2 separate regions of the Homo sapiens genome follow, and region 1 is linked to region 2. A link is an interaction called in ENCODE POLR2A ChIA-PET data of the cell type or tissue named here. Cell type or tissue: HCT116. All regions are shown on one strand.

The links. Peaks named below come from ENCODE experiments on the same cell type or tissue, not always from the same donor. Only the 100,000 strongest peaks of a DNase experiment are listed, where the experiment ranks them.
Region 1: POLR2A ChIA-PET joins it to region 2 with 5 read pairs; 2 of 35 experiments call an interaction of 5 or more read pairs at or near these places.

Annotation. Positions count from the first base shown.
Region 1 is chr4:39,513,039-39,518,038 of GRCh38, reverse strand. UGDH (UDP-glucose 6-dehydrogenase) reads left to right here. Exons shown (of 12, transcript NM_003359.4): 3 at 3,855-3,956. Among named protein-coding and RNA genes, the nearest start is that of UGDH, 12 kb to the left of the region's middle. RefSeq lists cis regulatory regions at 2,770-2,783, 2,811-2,821 and enhancers at 2,705-2,849, 2,744-2,888, 2,736-3,030. In HCT116, no CTCF peak of the experiment used is centred here; a DNase peak (open chromatin) is centred at 2,898; H3K4me3 peaks cover 465 bases; H3K27ac peaks cover 1,959 bases.
Region 2 is chr4:38,312,850-38,317,849 of GRCh38, reverse strand. No RefSeq gene overlaps it. Among named protein-coding and RNA genes, the nearest start is that of LINC02513, 52 kb to the left of the region's middle. In HCT116, no CTCF peak of the experiment used is centred here; no DNase peak of the experiment used is centred here; H3K4me3 peaks cover 595 bases.

The sequences.
Region 1 (5,000 bases), 1.2 Mb before region 2:
GAGAATCACTTGAACCTGGGTGGGGGAGGTTGCAGTGAGCCGAGTTTGCACCACTGCACTCCAGCGTTGGTAACAGAGTGAGACTCCGTCTTAAAAAACAAACAAACAAACAAAAAGAATGGCTACATGAATTATTTTATAATACTGCAACAAAATACTGTACTGTGTTGAAAATCAATGAAACTACTCCTGCACTTAAGAATATGGTTAAAATCTTACAAAAGTAGTGTTGCCAGACACAAAGGAGTACATACCGTATAATTCCATTTGCGTAAGTTTCAAAAATAGGCAAACTAATCTATGATTATAGAATTCAGCATGATGGTAATTTGGGAATAGTAGTGACTAGGAGAGGGCATACAGTGGGCTTTGACTTACTGTTAATGTTCTTTCTTCTCTCATTACATGAATTACTGAGAAAATAGTAGATTCTATTAATATTTAACAGTTAAAACACTTCCTTTTGTGTTGTCGTGTTTATTGAATAGACATTGCTTTTTAAACTTTGTTCTTTAAAAAATACAGTTTAGGCCGGGTGTGGTGGCTCACACCTGTAATCCCAGCACTTTGGGAGGCCAAGGTGGGTGGATCACCTGAGGTCAGAAGTTCGAGACCATCCTGGCCAACATGGTGAAACCCCGTCTGTATTTAAAAAAATACAAAAAAAAATTAGATGGGTGTAGTGGCTCGCGCCTGTAATCCCAGCTACTTGGGAGGCTGAGGCAGGAGAATCGCTTGAACCCAGGAGGTGGAGGTTGCAGTGAGCCGAGATCGCGCCACTGCACTCCAGCCTAGCAACAGAGTGAGACTCTGTCTCAAAAAAAAAAAAAAAAATTTAGTAGTAACTACTTTAAAAAAAAATGGATAATTTGCTTTGCTTTTTTTCTGGGTAAAATTTTTATTTTACTGAGGATAATTTTACCCTGTGAAAGGATTTGAGTTCTTCTAATAAAAGTACCATATAAATTCTAAATACCAATTATGATAATTACATAATGAACCTAATAACAGATAGAACCTATATTATTAACTGCTTCTGCATCAGTTTTGGCTTTAATATAATTATGTAAGTCTTCATTTTGAGGTTTTATTATATGTATATGAATTCTGCATTGCTCTGATTTTAGTAACTTTAAATATTAGGAGATTATACACAGGACTGAATTAAATTTTATTCTCTGCAAATCCTGACTCTATAAAACTTTTCCCTCATTTTCTAGAATCTAGCCAAAATAACCAAGGAAACCCATTACTGTGATTGGTGACATCATATTCATGGTTGTAGTGGTTCATATATCTTGCTTGTCCTGTTATTTTAATCAAACTAATGGAAATTCATATGTACATTTTTCACATCCTCCAATTACTTATGTTAAGAGACCTCGGAACCATTGGAGAAAAGGGAGTTGCCTCTATATGTAATGCCAGACCTATGGCCCCTGAAGGGCTTTCACTTTGCTATAGACATAGTTTTCTAAACATCCATAATATTATGGATGGATATTGTTTGAAGTTTCTCCCCTAAGAGTGAGCTTCAGTGGTTTAGGTATGTTTTCTTTTTGCTTTTTGTTGTGGAAGATTTCAAGCATGTAATTAAAGATAACAGTACAATGAATCTCCGTGTGCCCATCATCTTGTTTCAACAGTTATCTACGTGGCCAGTCCTCCTTCCCAACTACCACCATGCTGATTATTTATAATTTCATCCATAAATACTTTATCATGTATCTCTAAAAGATAATTTTGTTTTTCTTTGAGACAGGGCCTTGCTCTGTGGCCCAGGCTGGAGTGCAGTGGCCCGATCTTGGCTCACTGCAACCTCCGCCTCCTGGGCTCAGGTGATCCTCCCACCTCAGCCTCCTGAATAGTTGGGACTACAGGCAAGCGCCACCATGCCCAGCTATTTTTTAAAATTTTTTTAGTAGAAATGGGGTTTCGCCATGTTGCCCAGGCTGGTAGCCCACAATAGTTGTGCTTCAACCAGTATCTATTGGTTGAAGAAACCAGTTTGTTTATTGGCTAGAAATTATCACAGTCTAGGCCAGGCACAGTGGCTCATGCCTGTAATCCCAGCACTTTCGGAGGCTGAGGCGGGTGGATCGCTTAAGGCCAGGAGTTCGAGACCAGCCTGGCCAACATGGAAAAACCCCGTCTCTACCAAAAATACAAAAATTAGCCAGGTATGGTGGTGTGCGCCTGTAATCCCAGCTGCTTGGGAGTTTGCGGCACGAGAATCACTTGAACCTGGTAGGTGGATGTTGCAGTGAGACGAGATGGTGCCACTGCACTCCAGCCAGGGTGACAGAGCAAGACTGTCTCAAAAAAAAGAAATTTTTCAGTCTAGATTTTGCTGGTTCAGTTCCTTGGAGTTTTTCAACTTATTCTTTATTTAATGTAAATTGGTAGTTAGATCTAAAGGTACAGGTCCAATCAGATTTAGGCTTGATTTTTTTTTTATAAGAATATTTGTTAAGTGGTTTTATACCCCTCCATATTCTTAACATAAATATATCTCCTGTTAAACTGGGATTTTTTTTTTAAATAAAAGGGTTCCTTGCAATAGGACTTAGAAAAATTTATATTTATTTAAGCATATAGAAAAATTTATATTTATTTAAGCATATATGGAGTAAATTGACTTTCACAGCCAGTTCTATGGCCTGAATTATTGGGAGTAAAAATGTGCATTCATAATGACAATGCAAAATCATATATTTGCTTGAAATCACAGAAGACCTTGAATTTTCTGAAAATTGTGTTGATACTCATAGTTAATGGTTAACTCTTATGAGTTAGTCACATGGTAAACAATGACAAAGCATTAAATGAGCTGCTCTTCTGATTGTAGCAAGTTTAATGGCAATTTCCATTTTACTTTATTTACTTAAGTGTACTTATGAGGCAGGGCGTGGTAACTTACTCCTATAATCCCAGCACTTTAGGAGGAGGAGCAGGGAGGATTGCCTGAGCCTGGGAGGTCAAGGTTGTAGTGAGCTGTTACGCAACTGCACTCCAGCCTGGGGAACAGAGCGAAACCCTGTATGAAAAAATAAAATAGGCCAGGTGTGGTGGCTTGTGCGTGTAATCCCAGAACTTTGGGAGGCCAAGGCAGGTGGATTACCTGAGGTCAGGAGTTCAAGACCATCCTAGCCAACATGGTGAAACCCCATCTCTACTAAAAATACAAAATTAGCCCAGTGTGGTGGTGCATGCCTGTAATCCCAGCTACTTGGGAGGCTGAGGCAGGAGAACTGCTTGAACCCAGGAGACGGAAGTCGCAGTGAGCCGAGATCATACCACTGCACTCCAGCCTGGGTGACAGAAAGAGGCTCTGTCTCAAAAAAAAATAAAATAAAATAAAATAAATGGGCTGGGCATGGTGGCTCACTCCTATAATCCCAGCACTTTGGGAAGCTGAGATGGGAGGATTGTTTGAGCCCAGGAATGTGAGACCAGCCTGGACAACCCAGTGAAACCCCAAAACCCCATCTCTGCCAAAAAAAGATACAAAAATTAGCCAGGCCTCATGGCTCCTGTGGTCCTAGCTACTTGGGAGGCTGAGATGGGAGGATCATTTGAGCCCAGGAGGCGGAGGCTGCAGTGAGCTGAGATTGCACCACTGCACTCCAGCCTGGGTGACAGAGTGAGACCCTGTCCCTATTTAAAAAATGAGATGTGCACTTATGGCCTTTGGTATATGATCCTTAACTTGTCTACAAAGGTAATTTGAGCACAACCTAGACCTTTAAATTACAATATTACCATGCCCTTTAACAAATGTAATTCTATACTATTAGGTTATCTCATATCACTGGCAAGCTATATGTACAATTCCTTTTCTTTTTTCTTTTTAGCCAGGACTAAAAGAAGTGGTAGAATCCTGTCGAGGAAAAAATCTTTTTTTTTCTACCAATATTGATGATGCCATCAAAGAAGCTGATCTTGTATTTATTTCTGTAAGTATTTTCCTTTGTTGTGTGAATTTTAATGTATTCTTGTCTATATAAAAGTTTCATCATACTTTAATAGTAAATCCATTGGTATTAAGCCTCAACATTGCTTAGTATAGAGTTGTCCGGTGAATTTTGGTTGTCACTTTGTCTGACAGTTCACAAAACCCCGTAATCATCTAGTCAAATATGTCATTACAAGTCATTGAACAAGTAAACTCAAAGTTCTAATTTGAGATTTAGAACTAGGAAATGGGCGGGTGCGGTGGCTCACGCCTGTAATCCCAGCATTGTGGGAGGCCAAGGTGGGCAGATCACAAGGTCAAGAGATTGAGACCATCCTGGCCAACATGGTGAAACCCCGTCTCTACTAAGAATACAAAAATTAGCTGGGCGTGGTGGTGTGCACCCGCAGTCCCAGCTACTCAAGAGGCTGAGGCAGGAGAATCGCTTGAACCAAGGAGGCAGAGGTTGCAGTGAGCCGAGATCGCGCCACTGCACTCCAGCCTGGTGATAGAGTGAGACTCTGTCTCAAAAAAAAAAAAAAAAAAAAAAAAGAACTAGGAAATGCTGGTAACATGAGAGCACATGTGATGATAGTATATTTCATATTTATTTCATTATTTCTTGTTTCCAGTGGTTGGCAGAGGTGAGATGAAGAAAATCAGTTTGCAAACTTACAGGCATCTCCTCTCTAAATGAATTTTACATTAATTGTTTGTAACTTGGCATATGTTGGTTAGATTATCAGGCTAACCAACAGACACCTTTACCTCATAATGTGGCTGAACTGTCCTACCTTTATAATGAAAAAAACAGAACCAACACTTGAGATTAAACTCTAGTAAACCACTATTTGAACCAAAGCAACTTACATCTTGCTGTCCTAGTAACCATCTACTCAAATATTCTGTATGTAATGATATAGCTATCACCAGTTGGAAGCTGAGTGAGGGTGTTATATGACTTAAGATCTTTACGAGCTGGGCATGATGGCTCATGCTTGTAATCCCAGCACTTTGGGAGGCCAAGGCAGGCGGATCGCTTGAG
Region 2 (5,000 bases):
GACAGAGCAGCCCCAAGGGCTGCTGGTTGCCCATTTTTATGGTTATTTCTTGATGATATGCTAAACAAGGGATGGATTATTTATGCCTCCCCTTTCTAGAGCACATAGGGTAACTTCCTGATGTTGCCATGGCATTTGTAAACTGTCATGGTGCTGGTGGGACTGTAGCAGTGAGGATCCTACACTCATTGCCATCTTGATTTTGGTGGGTTTTAGCTGGCTTCTTTATTTACTGCAACCTGTTTTATCAGCAAGGTCCTTATGACCTGTGTCTTGTGCTGACACCCTATCTTATCCATTGACTTAGAATGTCTTAACTGCCTGGGAACACAGCCCAGTAGGTCTCAGCCTCATTTTACCCAGCCCCTATTCAAGATGGAGTTGCTCTGGTTCAAACGCTTCTGACACAATGGCTTCCAGTTGTACATGCACAACTGAAAACTCCACCATGAGGATGATGATAATGGTGATTTCAAAGTGTTTTCACAGTTGAGCCAGATAACAGCCTATGAGCACACAGAACAGGTGAATTAAGCTTGTGTCACAGATGAGGAATTGAGGAGCAGAAAGGTACAGGGTTGAGTCCAAGGCCACTCAGCTGGTTCCCTAGGAAGCCCAGACTAAGAGATCAAGGTCCTGTGAATGACGCTACATCATTGAATGCCCATTATAGCACTATGACCAGCAGGTTCTACAGGCCCTCGTTCATGCTAAACAAATAGACTATCACCATTATTAAAATAGGGTAATATGGCATTTAAAGCAAGCTACCTTTGGACACATTGCCTAGGATGTGTTTCCAATGCAAAAATGGGACTCTGGGCCCCTTTTCATGAATAGTACACTTTTTAAGTTAAAATTTTATTTGAGTGGGTCATTCACTTACATGACTCAAAAGTCAAAATTCTAAAATATAGTATACCTGAGAAGTATACTAGCTGCCACTTCTTTCCGTTAATCCAATCTTTCCTCTTCCTTTTCTCCCTTGTTGGTAAATCATTTTTATTACTTTTTTTTAACCCTACCTATGTTTCTTTATGAAAATACAAAGTACAAAATGTGTATTCTTATTCTTATTTCTTTGTAGTCTTACAATAAAGAGAGTGTATCTAGTGCGTTTTGAATTGGTTTTCTGGAAGTGGTGGTGGGCTTTGCTATACCATCCCCCTCTTACCTGGGAACCGCAGGGATTGTAGAATTGATCTCCAGACAGCTCAACTGTGACAGAGAACACAAGAGTTCTAGCCATGAAGGCTCCAGTTGGATCAGTTTGCCCCGTAAACCTAGGTCCCTCGTGAAACCAGAACCAGACATGGCTGTAGCCAAGGGAAGCCTGGGATTTTCTGCCAACCACTGACTGAGGCAGCCAGTCGATTCACAGGGAAAAGCTATCTAGAAGCTGCTCTGGACTTGAAAAGACAGATCAGACCAGCACAGATGGTCTCCCCACCCACCGATTATGGGTTTACCACAGTGGCTCATGCGGAGGAACTGGAGACAGACCTGGGGCCCTGCAGTCTCCATGCTGTTGACATGGCAGGTCCCAAGGAGAGGGCTGGGGGGTTGGGGGACAGTGTGCATTACAGAATCACTGTTGTCCCTGGTATTCATTTGCCAGGGCTGCCTTTAAACACAAACTGCGTGGCTTAAACAACAGACATTTATTGTCTCATGGTAATGGAGGCTAGAACTCTGAGATTCAAGTGTCTGCATGGTTGGTTTCTTCCAAGAGCTGTGAGGGGCACGTCTGTTCCAGCCTCTCTCCTTGGCTTGTAGACGGCCCTCTTCTCCCTGTTTCTCTTCACGTTGTCTTTCCTCTGTGTGTGTCTGTCTGTGACCAAATTCTCCATTTATACAAGGTCATCAGTTACACTGGGTTAGGGCCCACCCTATGGATCTCATTTTAACTCGATACTTCTGTAAAGACCCTATCTGCAAATAAAGTCACATTCTGAGATGCTGGGGGTTAGGATCCCAATATATCTTTCTTTTCTTTTCTTTTCTTTCTTTTTTTTTCTTTTTGATAGAGTTTCACTCTTGTCGCCCAGGCTAGAGCGCAGTGGTGCAATCTCGGCTCACTGCAACCTCCGCCTCCCAGTTTCAAGAGATTCTCCTGCCTCAGCCTCCCAAGTAGCTGGGATTACAGGTATGTGCTACTACGCCCAGCTAATTTTGTATTTTTAGTAGAGATGGGGTTTCACCATGTTGGCCAGGCTGGACTCGAACTCCTGACCTCAGATGGTCCACCCACCTCGGCCTCCCAAAGTGCTGGGATTACAAGCAAGGAGACCTAATCCAGCTCATATCATTCCTTTTCAGACCCACAGTCATCCTCTCCCGAAGCGCTGGCCTCACATCCCCATTCCACCGTTGAGAAAAAAACCACAGAGAGCCTGGGGAAGTGTTGTATTCCTTGAGTATATTGTGGAAGGAGGGAGGCAGTGTAAAACCTCTGCTTTAAAATGTGTTGCATATATTCTCTCTATACTAAATATAATATGGTTCTCATTATGGAGAGTAGGCTCTGTCATTTTCAACAAATCCTTTCTTTGTCTTTATTAAGTCGAAGGCAGGAAAAAAATCCCCCCAACTATTGTGCTATAGACAAAGCTCTCCTCACCAGCCTCTCTCCTCACGCACAGCCCTGACCATTGGAGCTGAGACCCCAATGCCCAGATCTTCAAAATCACATACTCCTTTTACTCTGAAGTAAGATTTTTCTTTATCTTACATTTTCAAATATATACTAAGCCGAAAGATAGATCACTCCCTATAGCTGGGCTTTTGGTGGTGTTGATCATTTTAGCTTTGTTTCTGTTAAATCCAGCCTGACATCTTTGCTGAGATGCTGTGACAAACACTTTGGACCCATGACTTGGCACAACTGGGTGTGGCTTGGCCTGCCGCCCATCAGGCAGGTGAAAACAGCCCAGCTCAGTTCGAACATGCTCCAGGGATTCGGCACCTGGAAATCCCCACAAAGCTAATTCCATTCCAGATCTTTCTCAACACCCAGAGGAGGGAGCACAAGGCCCAATTGTCCTTACAACTTTCCCTGCCCACAATTCTATATTCTGGGGAGGTCACGGGGACAGGGGGTGAGGAGGACCGTATATTAATGAGTGTGGGTTCTTAAGTCATAAAGTAGATTTGATGCCTTAACAGAGCCAGGGACCAAACATCCCCACCCCTGTAATTCGGAGGGAGGACACTGGGTAACCCTAGCCTACATCAAGCCCCTCCACCAGGCTTAGCTCAAGAAAAATTTTTCACAGGGCTGTTGCCTTTGTGATTTGAATCCCTTGTTGTTTCCCATCCTTCTTGTTTTCTTGGGTTCCATCCTTATTTTCCACGTGTCTTGGGCTCCATCCAATGCTGAGTAATGAGTCAGAGTCAGAAGCTTTAAGGAGTTAAACCACCGCTCCAAAGAGGGGAGTAACTTACAGCTCCAGGCACCAGGTGGTGGGGCCCCTTCCTGACCCACAGTTTGTGGCCTCAAGGTGCCCATAGGAGCAGTTGGGTGTAGCCAGGGTGGGGTGATTCATTCTATTTTTCCAGCCTCACCTCCCTCTCTGGTCTTCCTGGGGGAAGTCACTTACTTCACACAAGACGTGACAGCCCATAGGGCGTGGCTGTCCTTCCTTCCCTCCTCCCTGTCCCATCCTACCCCACCCCAGGTTCATCTTTGGAAGGATTACAGTCCAAAGTGCCTTGGGGCAAAGGAAATGTCTGAAACTGGGATGGGTGTGACAGTGTTTCTCCTTGCATGACCTTGGTCTGTGACACATTCACTGTACACCCTGCTGGCCCCAACTGCTGGTGGGTGGATGCCTGGGCTGGTCTGGAAATAAAACGGGCCTGAAAGAAGGGCTTGAGTGAGGTGCCAGGCACTGGAGTGAGCTCCCAACATGCTTTGTGCAACAGGATAGCAAGATGAAGACAGTAACAACCACCAGCATTTGCTGATTACCTTCCCTGTGCCAGGCACTGTTCAATTTAAGCCTCCCCATAATCCTATGTGGTAGATCCTGTTACTATTCCCATTTTCCAATGAGGAAACTGTGCCACAGTGAAATCCAAAATCACGCCATTAATACAAGGTGGAGCCAAAATTCTAACCTGGCTCTGGAGTCTGGCTCTGGAGTTTACACTCTTAGCTTTGTATTAACAAAAACATGGGTATTATTGTCCCCATTTTACAAAGGAGCAAAATCAAGTGCCTTGCCCAGTTCCACACTGCCAGGGAGAAACAGTTGGGCCAGGCACCCAGGAGTCTGACTCTTGTCCACTGCCGAGCTGCAGGGTGGGGAAGCTGGGGAGGCATGCTAAGAGTCAGGATGTAATTGCATCCTGCGTGCCCTTCTCCACTCCAATTTCTACCCTCCTCCTGAAGCTCTGAGCTCTCCTTTCAGGTAACAGGAAGCTACAAGAAAAAGAGCCAGCTAGGGAGTGAACAGGTGAAGAAATCAGAAACCTGCACCTGCCAATCCAGGAGTCAGTCCAACACGCCTTATGGAACTGACACCTGCCCGCCCAGGTGAAGAGTCCAGGTGCCTTGGGCAAAGGGAGGTGAACGTTAGAGGAAGTTAGTTTCCAGAAACATGAATGTGGAGTAGAAGAGAAAATAAACAGGGCCAAGCAAGACATGATGAAATAGGTTGGAAATCAGAGACCCTTTTAGTTGAAAAGAACTACAGAAGATAATGAGTCTAAACCAAATCTCTTGTTTTATTAATAATGACAGCTAACATTGACTGGTCACTTATCACATGCCAGGCATGGTGACAAGTGTTTTCCTTGTACCTAGAGCAATCCTATGAGGCAGATGCTATTTTTTTTTTCCTTCATGAGGGAGCTGAATTAGAGGTTAATTGGGCCAATAAGAGTAGATCCAAGCAGTCTTCCTCACTCCAAAGCCCACATTCTTTCATACCTTTAACCTTTTATGATGGAACATTTTAAACATACACAAAATTAGAGAGAATATTATAATGAGAGAA